3 separate regions of the Mus musculus genome follow, and all the other regions are linked to region 1. Evidence: chromatin loops called from intact Hi-C (ENCODE). Cell type or tissue: gastrocnemius. All regions are shown on one strand. Links, peaks and the distances in the headings refer to the core of each region. The heading gives the core; the rest is flanking DNA.

Region 1 (7,502 bases), core at 1-5,000:
TCAATTGCTGTATTAATACAATGAATATAATTGTCTTGTATTATCTGTCGCGGTGTCCTCCCTCCAACGTGGTGTAAACCTTGAACCAGGACAACAAGGGTTCTTACTTCCTTGGGCAGCCTTGGGGCAGGTACTCTGAGGAGAGAACAGAGGCCTGGTGTAGCCTGCAGAGCCAGGGCAGATGCCAGTCCAGTGGAGTAACTGCAGACTGGCCAGGCCTCAAGATGGAGCTAAGAAGTGGGACTGACCTCTGTTCCTCCAGACCCAGGGAAAAAAGGAGGTCCTTCCCAGGATTTCTGATGATTCCAGAAAGGGACTGATTCTTAGTTTTACCCAGAAAACAAAATCCTATGACACTAAAACAACTGACAGGGTAGAGGGGCCAGGGTGCTTTTGTGGGTGAGTCACTGGTTCAGGGCAGGGAGCAAGAGAGGGAACAGAAGAGAGCCTAGAAGGCACTGGGGGCTTCCTCACCCTGAGCCTCCTAGTGGAATGGGGGCTTCCTCTCTCTGAGCAGCAACCCACTCTTAAGCTAAATAGTCCCTTCTGTTTAAAGCCTAAGCAGGCAACTCTAAAAGAAAAAGTGTATCAGTGTCTTGCCTGTGTGTATTGTACTTATGTGCACCACGTGCATGCCTGAGCCTGTGGCAACCAGAAGAGGGGGTCAGATCCCCTGGAACTGGAATTAGTCACTATATGGGTACTTGGGAATTGAGCCTGAGTCCCCTGTAAAACCACTCAGTGCTCTTAACCATCTTAGATAGCAAGGTAGTGCTCTATCTTGGAGAGATATAATCCCAGAATAACCTTGGAGAATAACTCCAGAAGGGGCTTATTAAGACAGGGTCTCATGTAGCTCAGGTTGGCCTCAAACTCCACATAGAACAGAAGATGACCTGGATGATCTACAGTCAAAATGCTGGCATAACATTTCCAGAGTGCTGGGATTATAAATAGGTACCACCACAATATGTTTAGGCAATGTTAAGAGATCAAGTTTAAAGAGTTTATGACAGGTAAACACTTTACCAACTGCATTCCTTGTGTCGTTGTCCGTCCTCCCCCCCCCCCGCCGCCCCCCCCCCCAGTACTGGGATTGTAGGCAGCTCCGTCTGTCACTGAACCACACCCCCAGTCCCTAATTTACTTTTATGACTTCTGCCTGCATACCTCTCTTTATCTCCATCATCACCTTGAAATCTTTGGGGACTGGCCCAACTCCTGGCTTGCTGTAGTGGGGCTGGGGGATCGGATGTGTTGAGGAGGGTGAAATGAGTGGGAGGTGAGGCCCAGGGTTCAGTAAGCAGCCAAAGATGCCTTCCCCTATGCAACAGGACAGGCCATAGGGGATGCTCAGAGTAGGGCAGAGGCAGAATAAGTTTGAGGAAGCCGAGCGGTGTCAGTTTTCTCAAAGGATGTTTGCAGACCAACTCCCAACAGAACAAAACATGTCCAGTTATTTCTGAGGCCCTAAGTGACTGGCACCTCCTAGGTAGCACTCTAGGGGTGCCTGGGAAAGTAAGGTTATGGATGGTGTTTCACTAGCAAACTCACAACATTCCCTCTGTACCCCTGATACTTACACATATCAATTCGTTTACAACCCCCTGGGTAGAGAGGCCTGGAGGGGCCAAGTGGGATCTGTAGCACTGACCCTGCCCTGTGGTATTGGTGTGTGCCCCTTGTGAGAGACAACTATCACTGTGGTACTATTCAAACCCAGACTAGCCTTTTAAGCCTGACCGGGGGGAGGGGGGGGGGAGGATCTAGCCTAGAGGACAGAGAACAGAGTAGATCAGACTCATAAACCAGAAAGTCTACCCCTCGGTCTGGGAGGAATGGCAGTGGTACAAGACACGTTGGCATCTCGGGGCTGCCCATAGGTCTCAGCCAGCAAGGGTCTCAGAGAGGCACCTAGAACAGACATAGACAAGGGTTCTGCCCCAGCTCTAGGTTAACTTCTCAGTCTTATCCTAGGCCTTCTCACTGCCCATTACCCAGGCAACTTTGAAGCACAGTTGGCCCAAAGACCCCCCCTAATCCCTGGACACAGCCACCCTGCAATTTGGCAAGCCCACCTTTGGGCTTTGCCTCAGCGACCTTGCAACTCCAGCACACAGGCAGACCCTGCAAAACTTGTCACCTCTAGCAAAGCCAGCCCACACGTCCTGACTTCGGAGGATGCTAGAGGTGATAGTCACCCATTCAGCTAGGACGCAAGAGCGACAGGGTTGGGGGTTAGAAACTTTCCGGAGGATTGTCCTGCTCACTCACTCCTAGAGAGCGAGACAAGTCAGGCTTCCCGCGAAAATCTAGTCCAAGCAAGGGACCCAGCTCCCCAGGGCTGTGGCCACCCTACACCAACCCCGTGCAGCGTGGCGTCCACGTGCGGGGCCCCCCGACCACCTCTCCGAGCCGTGGCGGGAGGCTGCAGCCTCGCAGCCCCGTCACTCCCCGCCCTCCGCCGCGGGGCCCCAGAGCCCGGCTGCCGCGTACTCACCCTCGCGGGTGGAGCGGGGCGGGGCGAGGTAAATCCGCGCGCAGCTCCGATCCGTTAGGCGCCCCGACTGGCGGGGCAGCACTGGCGCAGTGGCTCCGCTCGGCCCGGTCCCTGTCCCGGGAGCGGGGCCGGCCTGGGAGCGGGCAAGTCCGCCTGAAGGGGAGGCGGGGGCCAGGGCTTGGGCGGGGGGCGGGGGGCGGGGAAGGGGCCGGACACGCTTGCGCACACGGTCGGGAAGCCGACAGCCGCGAACGCCGCGCTGGAGGGAGGGCGCACCGAGAGAGGGAGGGCGCGGAGAAAGGAGGGAGCTAAGAAGGGAGGGAGGGCATCGAGGAGGGAGGGCGCGCCGAAGGAGGGAGGACGCAGAGAAAGGAGGGAGTAAGGAGGGAGGGAGGGCGCAGAGGAAGGAGGGCGAGGGTGTGAGGCCGCGGGGAGACTGGGGTTGGCCTGGAGGCCTCCCTGGCCTGGAGAGAGACGGCCGGGGTGCGGGAGGCTGGATCGGGTGAGGGCAAACCCAGGGCAAGCGCTGCCTGTGAATGGCTCCAAGATGAGTATGCCCAACGTTGCCTCTAGCACTGATCCCACGCTCTCCTGGAAACAATAACCAAGAAAGGCTTCTTTGCTGTCCCCGCGCGGTTAAAAAAAAAAAAAGTATCCTTTTCTCTCTACAGAAACTCAAGAACAGGAATAGAAGTCCATCCTTCCAATATCCTCCCATGCCCTCATGGCAGTCAGGTGACCTAAATTGACGAGCCTTTTCTCTGCCCCAGGCCGGCCTATGCGCCCCAAACTGCTCCCTTAGCTCTTCCTCCTTTGCATACCCTCTCTTAGCCTTGGATAACTTCTCAGTTTCCGTTCTTGCTGAAGGCGCCAGGCATCCTGTCTCCAGAGGAAACCCCTTCAAGCCTTTAACCCTGATGCCGTGGGCTCTAGAATTGCCTGGACTGCAAACAGTGCAGAAACCACCCTGCAGGACTGTCCATTTCAGGAGTCAGCACAGTGTTACCCAGTTCCTAGCTTGAGCACCCTGGGGCTACAAGGAAAGTATTAGATCCAGTCCCCCTTCCCCCGGAAGCTTGCTATCTAGTTGCAGAGAAGGGGTGGCGGGTGTTGTGCTGGACTCCCATCAAGAAACAGGCGGCACAGGATGTGACTAAGTGTAAGTAAGATGTGAATAACTGACAGTAAGTGCCCAGGGTTTTAACGGAGTTTAAAGTCATCGTCAGGGGAAGCTGGAGGTCTCATGTGTTGGGACTCTCCAATTCACAACAAAACGAAGAGGTGGCCTCCAGCTTCTTCCATTCCGGCTGTTTCCATCTGAATTATACCTTGCATAGGTGGAAGCTCTTTGGCAGCTCACCAAAACCTAGTTTTATTTGAATGGTACCTTTGGCCTGACAGTCACCTAGTCACTCAACAAATATTTATTACATTTCATGTCCTGGTCTGGAGCTAAGCTGGGAATAGACAATACAATGACTATGTCTCTGTGTTTGGCAAGGGAAAAAGAAGAAGGCAAAAGAAAAACTGCTCGGGGAGAAAGAACAACTGAAATATGTCTGGCAAGTTGATTCAAGAAACAGTTGCCCGGCCTCCAAACCTGGATAAGTCTTCACCAAACTAGGTACAAAGACAAGTTCTTGCTAAAGGTAAAAATCCTTCTACCATAAAATTGAGCTTAAGAATCAGCTTTTTTTTTCTTCTTTCTTTTGAGCCTAGAGACTTGAGTCCTAATCCTGCTTCTGCCACTAAATAGCTTTCCTTTTCTTAATGGGGGGGAAAAAAAAGATCAGTGGAAATAACTGAGCTTATTCAAAGAGCATTATTAGTATTGAATGAGACAATGGAGGGGAACTTGTCCTGAAATCACCATATGATATATATGTGCTCAATAAACATGCAGACAAATGCCTTTTAAACATATAACATGCATGCACTCAGAAGCACAGCGTCAAGCCTATCCTAGCCCCCATCATCCACTTTATCTTACTATGTGTTTATGACTTGTCTCTTGCACTTTCTTCTTCCTCCACCAGCACCCCTTAGGGGAAAAAAAAAATCCCACTAAGTAACCCAGGCTGACCTAGAACTTGTGATCCTCCTGCCTCACCCTTCTGAGAACCAAGATTACACAGTTTCTTAACAGTACAGACAGAAGCTGAACCAGCAACTTAGAATCCCCTGTATCTCTGAGGAAGAGAAGGAAGCGATTCTAACATAAGGACTTCTTTCATCCTAGACTTCTGGGTTCTAGGTTCTTGCCAATCCCACTGCACCCCTTGACAGGACACTACAAGTTGCTTACCATGAGTCAGGGATGTAACAAGCTGGGCTTTGGCCTTAAGGGACTATTCCTTTCCGAGGTTAGCTGTGATGAGGTGAGCCAAGACAACCTTCAGAATAACAGCAGTAAGTCTTACTCGGCTGGCAAGCAAACCGCTTCCATCCCCATCCTTTTGCCTCCTCTTTTACCTGTCCTGTTCTCCTAGGTAGATGTGGCAAACACCTGACTCCTGGGACAACCACTGGAACCTCAAACAGAGGGAGGAGACGGGGTGTGGGAGGAGGCAGGTGCATCTGGGCCAGGAGGCTCCTGCTGGCCAGGCAGCTAGCTACCTGACAAATATGCCTCCTCCCAGACATCTGGCTCCTGTCCCTCACATGTGCCACGTTCACATCCTGGAGGAAGGGACAGCAAGATGCCATTTGAGGAAGAAATAAACCCAATCCAGCATCTCAGGCGCTTTTAAAAATAGCGACCCCGGGATGGTGTTTCATCTCCTATTTTTATCAGATTTATAAGGCTGGACCATGGCGTTGAGCTGTTCTCAGGGATCTCAATAGCAGGAGACAGCTCTATTGTAGAGTGAAAAACCTGCCAGGAGGCCAAAGCTAAAATGCACTCCCAGGCCCTTTAGGTTGGAAGAAATCCCAAGCATGTAGCTCCTGCCTTTCTTTACAGCCAAAATCGACTAACCACAGTTTGTAGCTTTTTTTTCCCTTAAAATCTAAGCTGGGTATAGTAGAACATGGCTACAATGCCAGTACTCAGAAGGCCAAGGCAGGAAGATCATCGGGAGTACTAGGCCAATCTTATAGAGACTGTCTCAAAAACACCCGGGCACGGTGGTATAACACTTAATACCATTGAGGATACTGCTGTCATGATCTAATCACTTCCCAAGGGCCGTGCGTTTATACTGTCCCCTGAGGTGTTAGAATATTAACATACAGAGGCTATAGCAAGTATCTAGTCCCCAATTCTTTCCTTTTAGATCCCTCTCATGGCAGAAAAATAGCTAAAATTTACTAAGTAATAGTACTATGCTTAAAAATCTTTTTTTTTTTAAATTATGTGTATAGATGTTTTGCCTGCACATATGTCTGTGTACCATGTAAGTGCCTGGGGCCTGTGTGTGGAAGTCAGAAGAGGGCATGTGATCCCCTGGAACTGGAGTTACAGATACTGTGAGCTGCCATGTGGGTGCTGGGAATCAAACTGAGGTCCTCTGGAAGGGCAGCCAGGACTCCTAACGCACTGAGCCATCTCCCCAGCCCCTTAGCAAATCCCCACAGACCCCTCTGGAGTAAGCATGGTTCTCATCCTTATTTTACAAACAGAATAGAAGTTGCTCCAGTGTAGACTTGTTTATGGTGCGGTTTTATGCTGGAGCCATCAGACTACTTTGCCTCCCAAAGACAAACAGACTAGAGGAACAAACTGGAGGAACAGAACATTCATCACCCATTAGTTGGAGAGAGAGCCCAGTTGGTAGTTTTTTAATCCAGGGAACTCATGTTCCACAGGGACCTGTGGAATATGGTGCCACACATTTGTAATCCCAGCACTGGAGAGGCAAAGAGTTACTAGTGAGGATAAATTATTAAGACCTGCCCTCTTCCTCGCTCCTCAATTCTCTCTCGAGGAAGAACGCTGGAATGTAACTCAGTGGCAGACTACTTGCCTAGCAGGCATGCAGCCATGGGGGTTCAATCCTTTGGGCTGTCAAAAGGGAAATCTATAGTGTTATAGTATTATTGTGTTACAGTATTAGTATCGAATGACAGATTCAGATATAGATATTTTGGGCTAGAAAGATGGCTCAGCAATTAAGAACACTCACTGTTGAAGGACAGTTGAGGACTCCCGGTTCAATGCCTGACGTTCACACGGTGGCTCACAACTCTATGTAACTACGGTTCCAGGGGAGTTGATATCCCTATTGGCCTCTATGGTCACTGCACATACATGGTACACAGACATACATGCAGGAAAGACACCCATCTATAGTAAATACAAAATTTTAAAGGTATATATGAAAAATATTTTAATTACAGGTTTTTTTTCTTGACACTGCCTAATAAAGCAGAGTAACAAGTATTTACATTGCACATTGTAAGTAATCTAGAGGTGACTGCATAAAGGATTTGTATTGATAATATTATACCCCCTGCGATACTTGAACATCCAGAGTTTGGGCCTGGGGCTGGTGTGTCCTGTAATCAATATGGCAGGCACACCAAGGTAAAGACTATTCAAGTGTTCTGGATAAGGGACTATCACAAGAGAAATATTTTCAAATTGTTTCTCATCTTAGAGCTCTTTATTCAACAGAGACATGCAAAAGGGAGCTTGAATATATTCTTTCTCTTGGCTTTGTGCCAACAGCTTTGCTCCCCGAGAGGGCTGTGGAGTACCCAGCAAAGCTGAGGAACCCCAGCAGCCATGTGTCCTTTTGCTTCTCATCTCCAGCCAGGCCCTAGAGGCTAAAAGCCATTTATGAAGGTGTCCCTAATTTATCTGGGAAGGGTGGTATCTGCCATTGCCCCAGCATGCATGGGAGGATCTCATTGCCAGAGCAGGGCTGGCATTTGCAGTTGCTCAGGGAGGGCCGAGCACAATGCACTCTGCTCAGGAAGCTCGTCCCAGGAGACAGACAGGACACTGTGCTCTGCAGTGACAGTAAGAGGAAACACTGAGGCAGAGTGACCTCTGCCTGGG
Region 2 (7,502 bases), core at 967-5,966, 120 kb before region 1:
GCCTCTGACCTCAGAGCACTGGCACTTATGTGCAGGCACATGCATATGCACAAGTAAGAATACATTCTTTAAAAACTATACAAATAAATGGTACTTGAGTTGCAAAGCACTGCTTCCAGGCCTGTGAAGCAGGCTAGGGATACCTGCCAGTCATGACATGTTTATTCCTGACATGACAAGATGAAGAACAAAACATCCTTTCATGAATGTTCCTATCACCCTAATACAGAGGGTGATGTTCCTTATCAAAGTACAGCAGTTATTGCCCATTATCCTCTGCCATGTCAAACAGAAGCCTGCCCCAACTTAACCTCTCTCCTCCTCTCCTCACAGTGCCACCAGATGACCCCATCATCCTAGGGGGGCCTGTGATCAGCCTTCGGGCAGGGGACCCCCTCAACCTCACCTGCCACGCAGACAATGCCAAGCCTGCGGCTTCCATCATCTGGCTACGTAAAGGAGAGGTCATCAATGGAGCCACCTACTCCAAGGTGAGCCTGAGGGAGAGAATGGGGGTGCAGGATGGAGAGTGAAACTAAAGATAAGGGGAGACAAGGGTGGTGGTTTCAGGTGCATAGGGACAAGCTCTGCCTCTCTTCTTGTGGAAGTGCTTCTGTTGTTGCTTCACTCCCCCTGTGTGTGCTTGTTTGCTTGCTTGTTGCTTGCTTGCTTGTTGCTTGCTTGCTTGTTTGTTTCATTGCTCACTTTAGTCCTCAGGCCGTTTCTTCCACTACCCTCCCCTTCCCAACCGCCCCATCCTATTCCCCAACTAGAATAACTAGAGGTGAAAACCCTAGAACAAGGTATTTCAGAAGAGGAGACGAGCCAGAAGCAGCCAGGCTAGGATTGCCACAACTAATTCGTGATCCTATGAATAACTGCCTAAATGCCCTGTCTGCCACAAAACCTCCTTAATTGAATTAAGTCTCAAGAGAGTAAAGATAGAGCCTTTGGAAGGTGGTTATGTCATGAGGGCGTCTACATGAATGAAATTAGTGTCCTTTTAAAAGAGGCCTAAGCACCAAACCCAGACACCATTGCATATGCCAGCAAGATTTTGCTGAAAGGACCCTGATATAGCTGTCTCCTGTGATGCTATGCCAGTGCCTGGCAAATACAGAAGTGGATGCTCACAGTCATCTATAGGATGGAACACAGGGCCCCCAATGGAGGAGCTAGAGAAAGCATCCAAGGAACTGAAGGGGTCTGCAACCCTATAGGTGGAACAACAATATGAACTACCCAGTACCCCCAGAGCTCGTGTCTCTAGCTGCATATGTAGCAGAAGATGGCCTAGTCGGTCATCATTGGAAAAAGAGGCCCCTTGGTCTTGCAAACTTTATATGCCCTAGTACAGGGGAACACCAGGCCCAAGAAGTAGGAGTGGGTGGGTAGGGGAGCAGGACAGGGGGTGGGTATAGGGAACTTTTGGGATAGCATTTGAAATGTAAATAAAGAAAATATCTAATAAAAAATCTATTTGGAAAAAAATTTTAAATAAAATAAAAGAGGCCTAAGAAAGTCCCCTGTCCTTTTCACCATGTGAAGATGGAAGAGGACAGCCACTAACAAAAAGGCATCTGACCCTTGCCATACACTGGGTCAGTCTGCCCTGGTCTTGGGCTTCTTACCCTCAGGGACTATGAAAAAAAAAAAAATGAACTTCTGTGGTTGTGTTAAACAGCCTGGATGAATCAAGACTTGCTTCAGAAAATACAGAAAGTTAATGTTCCTGCCAAGTGTTGCACGGACCACGTACATGCTAACAAATTGTGCATTGTTCATCTGAAGTTCAAGGTTAATAGGTCATCCTGTGTTTTGATTTGCTAAATCCAGCCTGTTTTCCACTGCCGCTTGCTGAGATGTCTGGACAGAGACGAGGAAGGGCTAAATCTAAGCTTTGTACCTTGAAGTGCTTGCCTATAAGGCTGCTTTTCCTTAGCTCACACAGTAGCACCCTGAACTGGCCCCTGCTGTACCCCATTGCTTTGGTTTTTGTTTTTACATGTTTTGACAGCTTGCAGACTAATGGATCTTGGGATGTGAAGGCAGCCAGGTTAACTAGTTCTCCAAAAGAGTTAACAACTTACTATTTACTTTTCAGCTCATCTGGAATCCACAACCTATGCTTCCCTTTTTTCTCTGCCTTGTAGTCCAGAGCAGGATCCTCAGGACCAGCAACCAAAAATATCAGATCTCTCTACAGCCCAGAGCCCACCAAAGCTCATCAAGCTATCCATCCCTAAACCTGTGCAGCCCCTACCCTGCCTCATCCACCCCTTTCCCCACAAACCACAGCAAAGGTTCATCGCACACTCTCTGCTCCACTCCCAGTGGCCTGGTGTGGCATGGCTTACCATGTCCCCTCCTCTTGTGAACTGTGAATTACTACTATGGTCGTGGCTTCTACATGTGTTCATGAATACAGCCAGAAATAACCAGTGCCACATACCTCCCCAGACGACTTTTATGTCATTCCAGGTGTAGTTTACGTTCTGCTGAGACTTCCAGATGAAGGAAACCTTGGAAGTCCATTGGCCCTTTTTATCTAGGGACAGAAAACTGGGATCTTGAAGGGTGGTGCCTGGACTCAGTTGACTTCTAGCAAACTTAGAAAACCTAGGTTTTCATCTTTTGGGGGGGGGGCTCTCCCAGACAGGCTCAGATCCCTAAGGTCCCCCAAACACCACCAGATGCTATATCAGGATGCCAGGAAAAGCAGCCTCCTGGCTCTGCAGTTGGGCCATAACCTTCCAGGACCCTGACTTGGGGCCCTCAGTTTTAGAGGGTGACAAGGTACATGCTTGTTCTTTAGTTCTGATCCCCAGCTGGCTCCTCCCCATAGGTCCTTAACAGAAGAAATGTCTTTTCCATCAGCAGAGGATGTGAATAAAAGGCCATTCCTATTCTAAGGATGGTTCTGTCCCATCTCAAGTTGGCTCTGCTGCCAAAGGCCACAGATCAAAGCTTGGCGTTACCACCCAGATCCTGGGGCCAGATTCCCAAACAAATGGCTTCTCTTGGGCCTGAATCAACCCCAGGAACAATGCTTTCTCTTGGGAGATAAGTCTGCTGCTCACATCCTGGGTGGAGCCTCACTGTGAGGATGTCAAGAAAGGCCAAGGTCATCCAAGAGAGACTGGGAAGGAGTAGGGTGTTTCTACATTGGAGGTGCCTGTCCCGGGTCTTTCTGAAGATAGTCCAGCCTGACCCTCCCAGGATACAGAAGAGAAGAGGATACACCTCATCTAGTGAAGACGGGGTCAGGATCACCCTATGAGACCTATTCCAGGGTAGCATACTCAAAAGGCCACTCTCTCCCACACAAGGAAGACAGCTCAGCCAGCCTGGCACATTGCCTTTCTGGAAAGGAGACTGTGTGCCTTTCCTTGCCCAGTTCCACCCTTATTTGGACTGTCACAAGGAGAATGGCATCTGGGCCAGCTGCCAGACCCTGAAGGGCCATGCCAGGCCCGGTTCTCTGTAATACTAGGCAACTGATTTCCTGGGCTCAGTTTCCTCCTCTGAACATGAAAGAGCTGGAAGAAACACTCAGGAAGTGCTCCAGCTGTGACAGGCTGCAAACCCATGGACTGCACCTATCTTAATAGGAGGAGCAGCCTGGCCCAGGAGAACGATAGGACCCAAGCTGAGGGGCTGTCTGAGACTGACCCCCACTCCCCATCTCCTTCCAGGAGTTCAGTTCAGCCAGGCAGTTTCTTCTCCAGAACTGCAAAGACAAGGGTCATAAGCTAAATAGGACTTCTGACTTACTTACAAAGACAGAGTAGCTGGGACTACACAGTACACACACACACAACCACTCAGACAGGGTCCACAGGAAAGTCTCCAGAACTGGCAGCTTGGGATCTAAGGTCTTCAGGATTTGTCACATTGTGGTAGTTAAGCACACTGATACTGAAGCTGGGTGGCCTAAATTTGATTCCAGGCTCCACCACCCTCTAGCTATGGGATCTGAACTTAAATTGTCTGTGACCTCGTCTGTATGCTAGGAACATAGTTAGCACCCAGGTCCAAAGATGGCTGGGGCCATGAGCAAGAAACCTGTGTGGCAGGCTGAGCCTGCAGTAAATACAGCTGTTGGGACCATCATGGGTCCTCTGGGTCCTCACACCTGGCCACCTGCATTTTCTGGATGCTGTGGTAGTATCCAAACACAGTAGTCCACAGGGTCCTGCAGGCTGGCCTTCCAGCAAGTCATAATGTTGGCTCAATCTCTCCATCTCAATCTCCCCCAATGAGAAATGGGATTGATAACACCTGTTAGGGCTACCGCAGGACTCAAAAGAAGCCACACAGCAAAGTTCCTTGCAGAGCTGGTGAGATGACCTTGCATTTGCTGTCGAGCCTGACTACCTTAGCTCCTTCCCCAGGATAGAAAGAGAGAATTAATACCCACAAGTTGTCCTCTGACTCCCACATGCACACTATGACATGTGTGTGCACACACACAATACATAAACACACAAACAAATAAACAAATGTAAATAAAATAGATATCCTGTCCTGGGAATCCTGGGGGGCATCTGGTATTCTCCCTTGTTCCTCCTGTGCTTGACACAAGAATGGGTGTCACAGGGCATGCATCTGAAATGTCAGCAAATCTGCAACTCCAGGGAGGGAGGAACTGGTGATAGGAATGGGCTTAGCCCCAAGGTCAACCTTCCCTGGGGCACTCTTCCCAACCCTTCTGCAGCTTCCCGGGGGAGGGCGACTGACCTACTAAGGGCCAGAGATGCAGCCTTAACACAAACACACACACACACACACACACACCACTCACACCACTTCTTTGTTTTCTCCACCTCAAGCTCCCTACCTACTCAAGGGGCTGTCAACCTGCCACCCCCTTGTCCCTACTGGGCATATGCTAAGGTGAGTTCCAGAGACCTTGCCCAGGAAAGCAATGCTAGCTCACACGCCCCAGGCCCTCACGCTCTGTGGTATACTCTGACTACTCCAGTCACTCCATCACTTTGCATCCGATTTGTCAAATTTAGGGAGCCCGGAATCTCAACCCTATTCTATGTTATGTGATAGCCACCTGTGCTCACCTTATCTATGAAAGACATCTCTTCTAGCCCTAGGGCAGAAGGCTGAAGGCGTGGTCTCATGCAAATGACACAACAAAGACCCGTGTTATCCACAAATTCCTATTCAGCCCAAATAACAACATGGACCCCTCAAATGTCTATAAAAGGGGAAGCAGAGAGATGATTTAAAAAAAAAAAAAAAAGACAGCAGGTGGGGGAGGTGAGTGGGGAGGGAGAAGAGAAAAGGCCTTGTTGCCAGGCAATCAGGCCTGCTCAAGGCCTCTCCAGGCTGTTTGCATATCAATGAGCAGCCCGTATTTAGTACCAGAGTTGGGGCACCCACACATCCTGCCTTGCCTTCAGGCTGCCCATCTCTGAGGGCTCAGTCTGGCTTTCCACTGTGTACCAGACGCCCTGGGAGGGTTGGAAAGATCTGCCACCCACACTGGGCAGCAGCCCCGAGTGCACTCAGCCCCCACAGTGCAGCCTCACAGACCAGTGCTGAGAAAGCAGAGCGGTAAATGCCTCAGTGACCTCAGGAACGCATCGAATCATTGGCGTTGGGCACACAAACAGGAAGCTACACCAGAGCCAGTTCTGTTCAGAGGGGCACCGAAAGCCTCAGATAGTTTCTCAGAAACCCGTGAGAAAGTTCCTTCGATGCAGTGAGTGGGCCCATGAACACCCACAAACAGAAGTGGGCATGCGCATGCGCGCAGGAGAGAGGTAGAAATCCACTCTTGGAGAACTGAGCTCCAATACAAACTTGACCACTTGATGCTGTCAATGCAAAAACCACGGGTTTTATCTTAAAGGGAACAAGAGAGAGTTTATTTTTGGAGCCATTTTGAACAACCATGGCCCAGGAACATGGATTTAGGTTACTTACTCCAAGTTAAGTGTTCTAACGTGATGGACGCTTCATGACGTTTTTTAGAGTTTTACGGAACAAAGAAAGTCATAAGTCAAGCCAGGTTTAAAATATATTTGTGGGTACACCAGAGAGGCGGGTACAGAGAGATGGGGAAAGCTTCGCTATAGGCTCAAGATGCTACCTTGAACCTTGGGGTTGGTGGAAGCTAGTGGTGTGCTAATTTAATAGATTCCAAAAAAAAAAGAAGAAGAAGAAGAAGAAGAAGAAAAAGTATCTATTAGTCACAGGTTATTAGTTCTTCACACAGAGGGGCAAGGAATGGTTGTTCCAGAGGACTAAAACAAGCCCAAGATCAGCAATTAGCATCTGGACCTGCAATCTTCCAGTTTCTCCTTCTTACTGAAGTTCTAATTAGTTTATCAGTCTCTGCAGACACAGCTGGTTTTCAGGATTTTTGTTCACAGTGCCTATATAGTGTATATATGCCCAGCGCCTGACCCCTATCTATCCCAACATGGGCTGGATCACTGTAGATCCTCAGGGGTTGCCATCAAAACCACATGGATAAGCTTAGGGGACTGGTAGGCTGGAGTCTGATGCCACAATAGCACCCACCACCTCCAAGGAGGTAGTGAGTCAAGGAACTGTGGCACCATTATAATCTTGTCCCCCACCCTAACCACAGAGCTGATTTGTATGCTGGGGAAAGACTCAGTGCCTGAGGTGTGTCCCCAGAGACAAACTCGGTGAGAAGAGAGGAGAGAGGTGAAGGGTATAGGGATGAGAGATGAGAGAGTCGGGAAAGCAGGTCTCTGATGGAATCAGCAAATGATAAAATGTCCCACTTGGAAGACACCTTCAAGGCCACCAAGTCTCAAGGCCTCATTTGCATATGAGAAAAGTGATGGAGGAGACTTACAAAAGAAGAACAAAGCAAGAGATTCAAAACAGAAGAAATTCAAAACAGAATGAGGGAAGAGGACCGGTCCACTCGCCACTCAAAAGACAATACGCGGATAGTCTGTGGGAAGGAGTCACATGTAACCAAGGGTCAGCCCTGAAGAGCTGGAGGAGCCTCAGACACTGTCTTAAGGACATGGGTACATGAAAGAGCTTCTTTTATAGAGACAGAAAGGAGATACAGTGGGATAATGGGCACTGAGCAGGGACCAGCCTGGACATCCTGGATCTTTAGTCAAACATCTCAATTATCCTACAACGTAAACCGCATAGCTGATACACAGAACCAGAATAAGAATGGTATTAACAATTCTGGTGATCATCACAGTCTAGGTTCTATCGGGCTGAAAAAAAATCTTAATAATTTCTCACAGTTTTCTTTGGAATTTGGGGTACACAGCAAAGGAAAAGGAAACAAAAAAGAGCTTTGCTAAGAACCACTCACAGGCAGCCACCAGGGCCAAGTTATACCTCTGGTCACCTCGCACCCCTGTGGGCTTGAAGCTTCAGACTTCCCTCTCCAGTCAGTCCACAGGGGTGTCAGTAGATCTGCCTGAGGGGCCAGAGGCACAGCCCTCCTCCTCCGTGGGGCTGCTGCCCAGGCTGTGCTGTCT
Region 3 (7,502 bases), core at 967-5,966, 50 kb after region 1:
TCCCCACTTGTCGTTCAGAGAAACTAAGTCTCCACAATTCAGTGACGTTTTCTGGTTCGATGGCTGTAAGCCTACAGTATTTCTCATGTTAGATGACCATGGCATGCTGTGAGTGTTTTGGCTGAGACTTGTCTGGCAAGCCATTCCTTGCTGGCCACTGTTCATGTAACTTGTCCCTTGGCTCAGCTGCAGTGGGAGGGCTGCCGAGGACATCACGGCGGATAGGTTCAGAGGCTTGTGCCAGTCTGCGCTGGAGAGACACCAACAGACCCTGGTACTTGGGCTTCTTCCAATGGCTGGAGGACCTGCCACACTGCTCCACTCGATCAGGACTGGTATCATCTTGGGGTACCTTCCAAAATAGCATAGGGCTCCCTTATCCACAGGAGGTAAAATAATCTAGCCTGGTCGCTCCCCTGCCCCAGAGAAGAGGAGCCATGCAGAAACGAAAGCCTGATAATGTCCAAAATCTCGAAGACTGAAACTCAACACTTTCACTTTCAACAATAGTGACTTTAAAAAAAAAAAGCAAGAATGATGACAGAGCCATTCAAATGTGTGGGAAAATATTTTCATCCACCTAAAAAAGGGCCAGTTTTTCTTAACTATTAACTAGGAAACATATTCGTATCCATAAAAAGCAAGTCTCAGTCTCTCTCTCTCTCTCTCTCTGTGTGTGTGTGTGTGTGTGTCTGTGTGTGTGTGTGTGTGTATGTGTGTGTGTGTGTCTAGCATGTACCATGTAGGGACTAAAATAAAAAGGATATTCATAACGTAGAGTTTCCTGGCTCTTCCCCACCATTTTGATTTCAGGGTGTGTGTCTTTACTGTCTTCTCAGCATTGTTACGGACGCATGCATACCTAAGCACCATACTGTTTAGATCAGCCTGATCCTCAGAATCGCATCATGTGGACTTCTTGCCCCCACCTGATGACTTAGCCTCCACGAATACAGGCAGCTATAGTTCATTTCCATTGCCAGAGAGAGGTTGTCCACTTTGAGACTGTACCAGGCTATCCACCTTCTCTACTGCTACTTGACTAAGTCTCGTCTTTTCTATCACAAACAGCTCTGCCAGGGAAACTCTTCTGAGAATAGCTAATCTTTTAAAATGCTCCTCCCAAACAAATCCTTTCTCCTCTCTCCAGAGTTTTGAGTTTTGCCTCTGTAAAGAATACAAAGTAGAAAATCCTGGCCTGTGGCTAAAGTCCTGAGTGATTTAGGCAACCAAAAGAGTGATTCCCAAGATCTCATCCCTTGCTCCCTGTCTAGGCCTCTCACACAGAGCCTCCAGTCTCCTCCAGTAAACCTGAGACTCCACACCCTGCTTTATAACAGGTAAACAATCGGCCTTTTAGAAGGTCGCCTGTATTTCTGAGCCACACCTCTCACCACTATCTCCCCCTTCTTCTCTGAGTGAGAGGAAACATAGACCTCAAAGAAAGACTCCATTAATAGGGAGCCACAGCAGCAGGAGTAGCCAACATAGGCTCTGCCCTATCAGGATGACACACGAAGATCAACCATGTGAGATGCCAACAGACTGGCCCACAGGCTCTTCATGGTTACCACCTGCCATGGTCAGGGCCAGCCACATTTCCTATGTGATCTGTCAAGGATCAGATACTGGGGAAGCTGTAAAAACATTAAGAGATAACTTACTGTTACAGTCGTGATAGTGACACTCTTCAATCTGTACCATATGCCTGCTGCAGTGTTAAGAACTTTGTACACCTTACTTATCTCAGTGGGTTGGAACCCGTGGCATCACTTTAGGAGGTTAACCCAGTATTTCAAAAAGGAAACAAGACTTGAAATAAATACTGGTGATTCTATCATAAAGTTGTATTGTTTTGTGAAACTTCTGGTCCACTAATATTCATGTGCATTTATTTGTATGTATGAAACCATAAAATAAAATGTACCTCTCACTGAGGACAGAGACTAAAATCTGTTGTAAAAGACTTCCTTTTTATCTATTTCCTAATGGTCCCATTGAGATGTATTCAGTTACTAGCCCGGGTTAACAAAGGCAATTCTTTTTTTTTTTTTAGAACATTAGACTTTTTTTTTATGTCATTACCATAGGACAATTTTTTAAAAGATTTATTTATTTATTATATGTAAGTACACTGTAGCTGTCCTCAGATACTCCAGAAGAGGGCATCAAATTTCGTTACAGATGGTTGTGAGCCACCATGTGGTTGCTGGGATTTGAACTCGGGACCTTCGGAAGAGCAGTTGGAGCTCTTAACCACTGAGCCATCTCGCCAGCCCAACAAAGGCAATTCTTAAAGTCACTTCGTCCACTTCCTGTGCCCATGTTGCAGTCACTGCTCTCACCTGCACTTCCAGCATAAGAGCCTCTTTTCTGTTCCAGACTAGAACACCCATCCTTCTCGAGCTGGCTCCTTCTCAGTCATCAGGTCTCGCTCTGATTGTGTGTGGCCTTCATTTGCACAGCCCGGGCAGCTCTCTGCCCAGGGCCACTCAGACACTGTTCACTTGTTTGCTGTCTGTCTTCCCCTCAAAACCCAAAGACAATTGACACATGCTGTTTGGACTCACCTACTAGAACATCTGGATAGAGCAGAACTTCAAGTGTTAAGTGAACAAGAATGCCCTGGGCCTTTCCAATGGCCGATGTCAGAGCCAGGCCTCCACCCCCCAAGTCTGCCTGAACCCACATTTACTCCTTACCCTCAGTAAGCTGTGATATCCTATAACCAGGTCTAAGGCTAGAAAGGGAACCTCCATCCTGATGGATGCAGAGGGGCTGCTGTGGCTGTACAGAGGAACGATGCTATTAGGGATTAACTCTGGGACATGGCCTAAGCAAGCCTAGTTCCCAAGCCCATGCTCCCTCCTTGGGCCACTGGTGTAAGGAACCATGAGGGACTAACTCTAGGCTACTTACTTTGGTGAGCTGAGAATCTGGAGGGAAAAAAATGGGAGAGGAGACTGCATACTCTCAGGTTTGCATAAGAGGAAAACATCACCAGTCATGGAAGAAATACCAAAAGAAATCCATCAAACATGATTGATGCTGAGTCCAGGACAGCAGCCTGCTTAGAAAAGGCTGAGAAGAGCCAGGGATCAGCAAAACAAAAACAAACAAACAGAAAAAAAAGATACAACAGTGTATTGGGCACAGAGGACTAAAGTTGCAGGAATTTCACTTTAAGGTCCATGGGATAGGCCACAGTGAGCTGTAATTCAGAAGCTGAGAACAGAGAAGCATGGGGGACTGGGGGGGGGGGGTGGTCAGGGCAGGGGTGGAGGCAGGGGCGGGCGTCACACAGGCTCTAGGTAGGTCCTGACTAGGATGCCTGGTGCTGGAGAGCTAATAGTCAGAATACTTTGGTAACACTGACACCTTGTGGCTATGGAATGCCTGTCCCAAAGGGAAAAAAAAAAAAGGAATCTGTGGATACTTCAGTTATTCTCCTTGTACTGCTGAAATATGCTAAAATTTATGTCAGTGCTAATAATAATTTTGGCAAGCCCTTATAGTAAACATGCCTTCTAATGTTCATTTTTCTGTAAATAAGTCAAGCCTCTGGGTAATGGGCAACCTGACTTTGTAACTTCAAGTTGCTGGACTCCCAGCTGCCTTAACCAAAGGTCAGTCAAACAGCCAGGCAACGCTGACCACTTTAAATGTTCCAGGGGATGGCATGAAGAAACTATACAACAATTACAGCTAATTGTCTGGTTCCTGATGGGCAGCCCCAGCTAGCTTTGGCTATTTCAAATAGTTTATGACTAGATTTTTTTTTTCTATTACATTGCTGAACTCTAGAGGACTTGGCAATCATTTACCCACAGGCCAGAGGCCACAGGTCACTAATTCTAATGACCTAGCAAAAGGACTACTTGTGCATGTGAAGTGTGCTGTGATTTTTTTTTCCCCCAATTCCCTCTCTGGCTGTGAGCAGTACTCAGTTCACTCAAGTAAACTGAGAAATGATTGCCAGCTCCTGAAGGTGCAGCTCCAGCCACAACCGGTTCAAACAGTTTGTATCCGAGTTCCTGCCATCACAACCCTCAGTAGGCTGTGATATTCTGTAACCAGGTCTATTCGGGCTAGAGAGAACAATTATCCTGATGGATGCTGAGGGGCTGCTGTGACTGGTACAGGAGGAACAATGCCTCAATTCATGGGGACACAAACGTTCATTTGCATGATCCCCTCCTTGGCTCTATAAGCAGATAGGCTAGGAGACATTCTTCTGCCCAATTATTCCCAACAAATGTCCTCTCGTAAGTGGTCTTTTCTTGCCTACTTTTGTTAATGGAGCAGAGATGGAAACACAAAGAAAAAGCAACAGGCACAGCACAGTGGCCAGGGTGGCAGCAGCCAGACAGTTCACGAGTGGACAGAGCAAAGGAGGGGGAGAGAAGCGAGAAGAGAGACGGGGACTGGAGAGGCAACTCAGTGGTTAACAACACTGGCTGCTCCTCTACAGGATTAGGGTTTGTTCCCAGCTCCCACGTGATCCCTACAACTATCTGTAATTCCAGTTCCAAGAAATCTAATGTCCTCTGCTGGCCTCCAAAGGCACTGACCACACATGGTACTTAGACACACATGCAAACAAACACCCACATATGTAAAATACAAATTTTTTTTTTTTTAAGAAGGGAGAAGACAAGAAGGGGCAGAGGTGAAAAGGGATAAAAGACTAATAAGGAGACAGATAGGAGGAACTACGGGCTCTGTTCGCTAGAAGAGCTCCTGGAAACCATGAACTCATTAAAATCAACATTATCAGACACCCTAAGACAAAAGCTGCAACACTGGCTAGTATCAAATGCTATGGAATACTGACTTACACAAGAACTCTAACACTCTGAGCTAAGGGTCTTGATATCTGAGGCCTGAACAAGGACTGGATGGAACACTGTGTCTGCATGCTTGAATGCCTGCCGGCTGCATGGTTGCTACCACAACTGTCAAGCACTGGGAGATAGACAAGCTGTCAAAGACCAGCACATGAAGAGCTTCTCCTTAACCGCCTATGACGTGATTGCCTGTCTTCCTACATGTAGTAAAGGGGATTACACCTAGGGCCTCAGACCCGTGCAAGCACTCCACTGTTAAGCCACAACCTTAGTGTTCTTTCACTTTTTATTTTCAGACAGCATCTCACTAAATTGTTCAGGCCAGTCCTGAACTCCCTCTATGGCCCACACATTTGAGCCTTTTGCTTCACCTTTCCAGGAGCTAGGACTACAGGCCTATGCCCAAAGCTGAACTCTTATCCAAAGTTTCCATTCAGGTAGGAGGACCCACAGCATTTGTCTCTCTGTCTCTTCACAATAACTCACAGCCCTCTTGCCCTGCCCTAAACATGCCTAAGGTCAGAGATAGCATCTTACTGGACTCTGAAGCAACGGTACTTAGCACTGAGGCCAGCACACCAAAATAATCATAGTAACTACTACTAAATAGATGCTGACTGCTTCTGAATAATGCACAAATATATTCTTGAATTTCACCTATGCAGTACCTATGAGAACTTCAAATGCAAACCACAAATTTATTTCAATACCAGCTGAAGGTTTTTGGAAAGGCCAAGAATGAGAAATAATGGCAGGCATCCCCAGCAAACAGTGTCTTTTAAAGACTAATATCTTTCTAACTATAATGTCCATATGACTTGTACGGAAGTCCAGCTAGCACAAGGGCTGAGTTCTGTAGTCTGCAATAGAGTCTGGAATTCTGTGCCTGAGAAGCACCTAGGTGGTGCTCACAGTACCACTCCACAGACCACATTCTGAATGGCAAAAACCTGGAAAACAGACTGGGAAGCGATGACCAGCGGGTTCTATTTGACTTACCACCTGAGTGAACACCCAGCAAGCTGGAAGTGATACATTCATTATTAGAGGTGTGGAGAAAGAAAAACAAAGAGGAGGAAACCACTCATGCCTCACAAAGCCTAGGATATTTACTTTGGTTCTTTATAGAATGAATCTGCCAACTTATTATTTATAAAGTCACCCATGGGCAGGATAAATAAGTCAATAAGGGAGAAGCACAGTTCAGGCCCTGAATCCAACTGTTGTGACTTCCAAATCTCCATGCTAGGACTAGATAGGGAAGGCAAGCCCACAAAACAAAGTCCATCTGCTAAGGAGACAGGGAGAGAAGAGCTCCCATCCCAGGTAGGTTTGGGTGATCATGGGGAAAGGGTTATGGAGACACGTGGGACTGGGTCAGGAGGAGCCCTCACCAACTGCCACTTTCAATACTCATCTTGTGCAGTGTCGCAGAAGTACTGTGGTGGGGTGGAGGGTAGGGGGTGGGAGGAAGACTTTGTGAATGCACCAGGGGTGATCTCAGCACAGGACCTTGTGGGCTCTGGCTAGGGATGGGGATGTCAGTGGAAGAGCTGGGAGGAGACAAGTGGAATGACAGTAAGCAATGGCCTAGGTGGCTTTAGGTCAGGTAGTTCTGGCTACAGTGCCTTCTGTCATGCTGCTGCCCCGCGTCAAAGAATACATTTGCTTAAAGGTCAACACTTAAGAAAATAAATGCAGCTGTCCATTTCCATCAACTTAAGCCAAAAAATCTGGCTATCTTTCAGAGAAAAGGAGGCTCTTGTGCTGTCTGCTCTGAAAGGTTTGCTTGTCTTATATCAAGTGATCACATGCATTTTCAAAGAATAACAATAGCCCTCAGTTATAGAGCTGTAGAAAATACTATTGAAAATGACACTGGGACAGGATATCTGGGAAGCTGACTTGTTCTTAAACGCTGAGGGGCAAATTACAACACACCATGTGTCCAAAGCATTTTAGAACTTCCTGGATGGGAACCATGAAGGTCAACCCATATCCCTCATATACTGCCTACAAGATCTTGACATATCATGTCTTTCTTGAGGCACAGAATGATTACCTTTTTGGTAAATTAAAAAATGCTTTCAAGGCTAGAGAGACGGTTCCGTATTTAAGCAATGGCTGCTCTTCCAGAGACTCAAGTTCAATTCCTAGCTCCAATATAGCAGCTCCTAAGTCTCTGTAACTCAAGTCCCAGGAGACCTAACACTCTCTTCTGGCTTCTGTGGGCACTGCACACACACAGTGTACAGACATATATGCACACACCCATACACACACCCACACAAATATTTTCAATCAAAAACAAACGTTTGTTAGCCATAGGTTTCTGCTCAACTCAAATTCATCCTGCTTGATCGCGCTGTTTGTCTCTTCTAGCGGAATGTGGGATTCTTCAGGGAGTAACAACGTGTGCAGCACCCAGCACGGAACATAGCATATGGTGTCAGAGTGTGGTGAGAGCTCAGCCCACTGAAACACTTCCTTTTCCTGCCACCTATTGCTGTGTGATTTTGAATTGGTTACTTAGCTTTCCAAACCTCCATTTCCTTACCTATAAAACCCTCTCACAACAGTGCTGTTCTATGAATTAAATGTATTAAATACTATATCCCGAGTTAGTATAATAGTAAGGGTGTTAAAAGTGTTGGA

What was found. Peaks named below come from ENCODE experiments on the same cell type or tissue, not always from the same donor. Only the 100,000 strongest peaks of a DNase experiment are listed, where the experiment ranks them.
Region 2: a loop joins it to region 1, with 2.9 times the contacts of the local background. A loop is called at or near these places in 2 of 42 quality-filtered maps.
Region 3: it touches region 1 in a loop (2.2-fold over the local background); 17 of 42 quality-filtered maps call a loop at or near these places.

What each region holds. Positions count from the first base shown.
Region 1 is chr9:35,114,198-35,121,699 of GRCm38, forward strand. It overlaps St3gal4 (ST3 beta-galactoside alpha-2,3-sialyltransferase 4), which reads right to left and starts at 2,667. Exons shown (of 11, transcript NM_009178.4): 1 at 2,501-2,667. It overlaps 4930581F22Rik (RIKEN cDNA 4930581F22 gene), which reads left to right and starts at 2,531. Exons shown (of 6, transcript NR_029475.1): 1 at 2,531-2,643; 2 at 3,172-4,149. It overlaps LOC115487216 (a long non-coding RNA gene), which reads right to left and starts at 5,347. Exons shown (of 3, transcript XR_003948311.1): 1 at 4,973-5,347; 2 at 4,806-4,893; 3 at 3,003-3,091. In gastrocnemius, for the core only: a CTCF peak has its summit at 2,559; DNase peaks (open chromatin) are centred at 2,706, 3,248 and 3,501; H3K4me3 peaks cover 3,378 bases; H3K27ac peaks cover 4,574 bases.
Region 2 is chr9:34,990,602-34,998,103 of GRCm38, forward strand. Kirrel3 (kirre like nephrin family adhesion molecule 3) reads left to right here. Exons shown (of 17, transcript NM_001190911.1): 5 at 334-491. All of the region lies in intron 3 of Kirrel3os (a long non-coding RNA gene), which reads right to left. Among named protein-coding and RNA genes, the nearest start is that of Kirrel3os, 13 kb to the right of the region's middle. In gastrocnemius, for the core only: no CTCF peak of the experiment used is centred there; DNase peaks (open chromatin) are centred at 3,424 and 5,489; H3K27ac peaks cover 3,625 bases.
Region 3 is chr9:35,162,988-35,170,489 of GRCm38, forward strand. All of the region lies in intron 2 of Dcps (decapping enzyme, scavenger), which reads right to left. Among named protein-coding and RNA genes, the nearest start is that of Dcps, 9.2 kb to the right of the region's middle. In gastrocnemius, for the core only: a CTCF peak has its summit at 3,392 (motif pointing left); a DNase peak (open chromatin) is centred at 3,337; H3K27ac peaks cover 334 bases.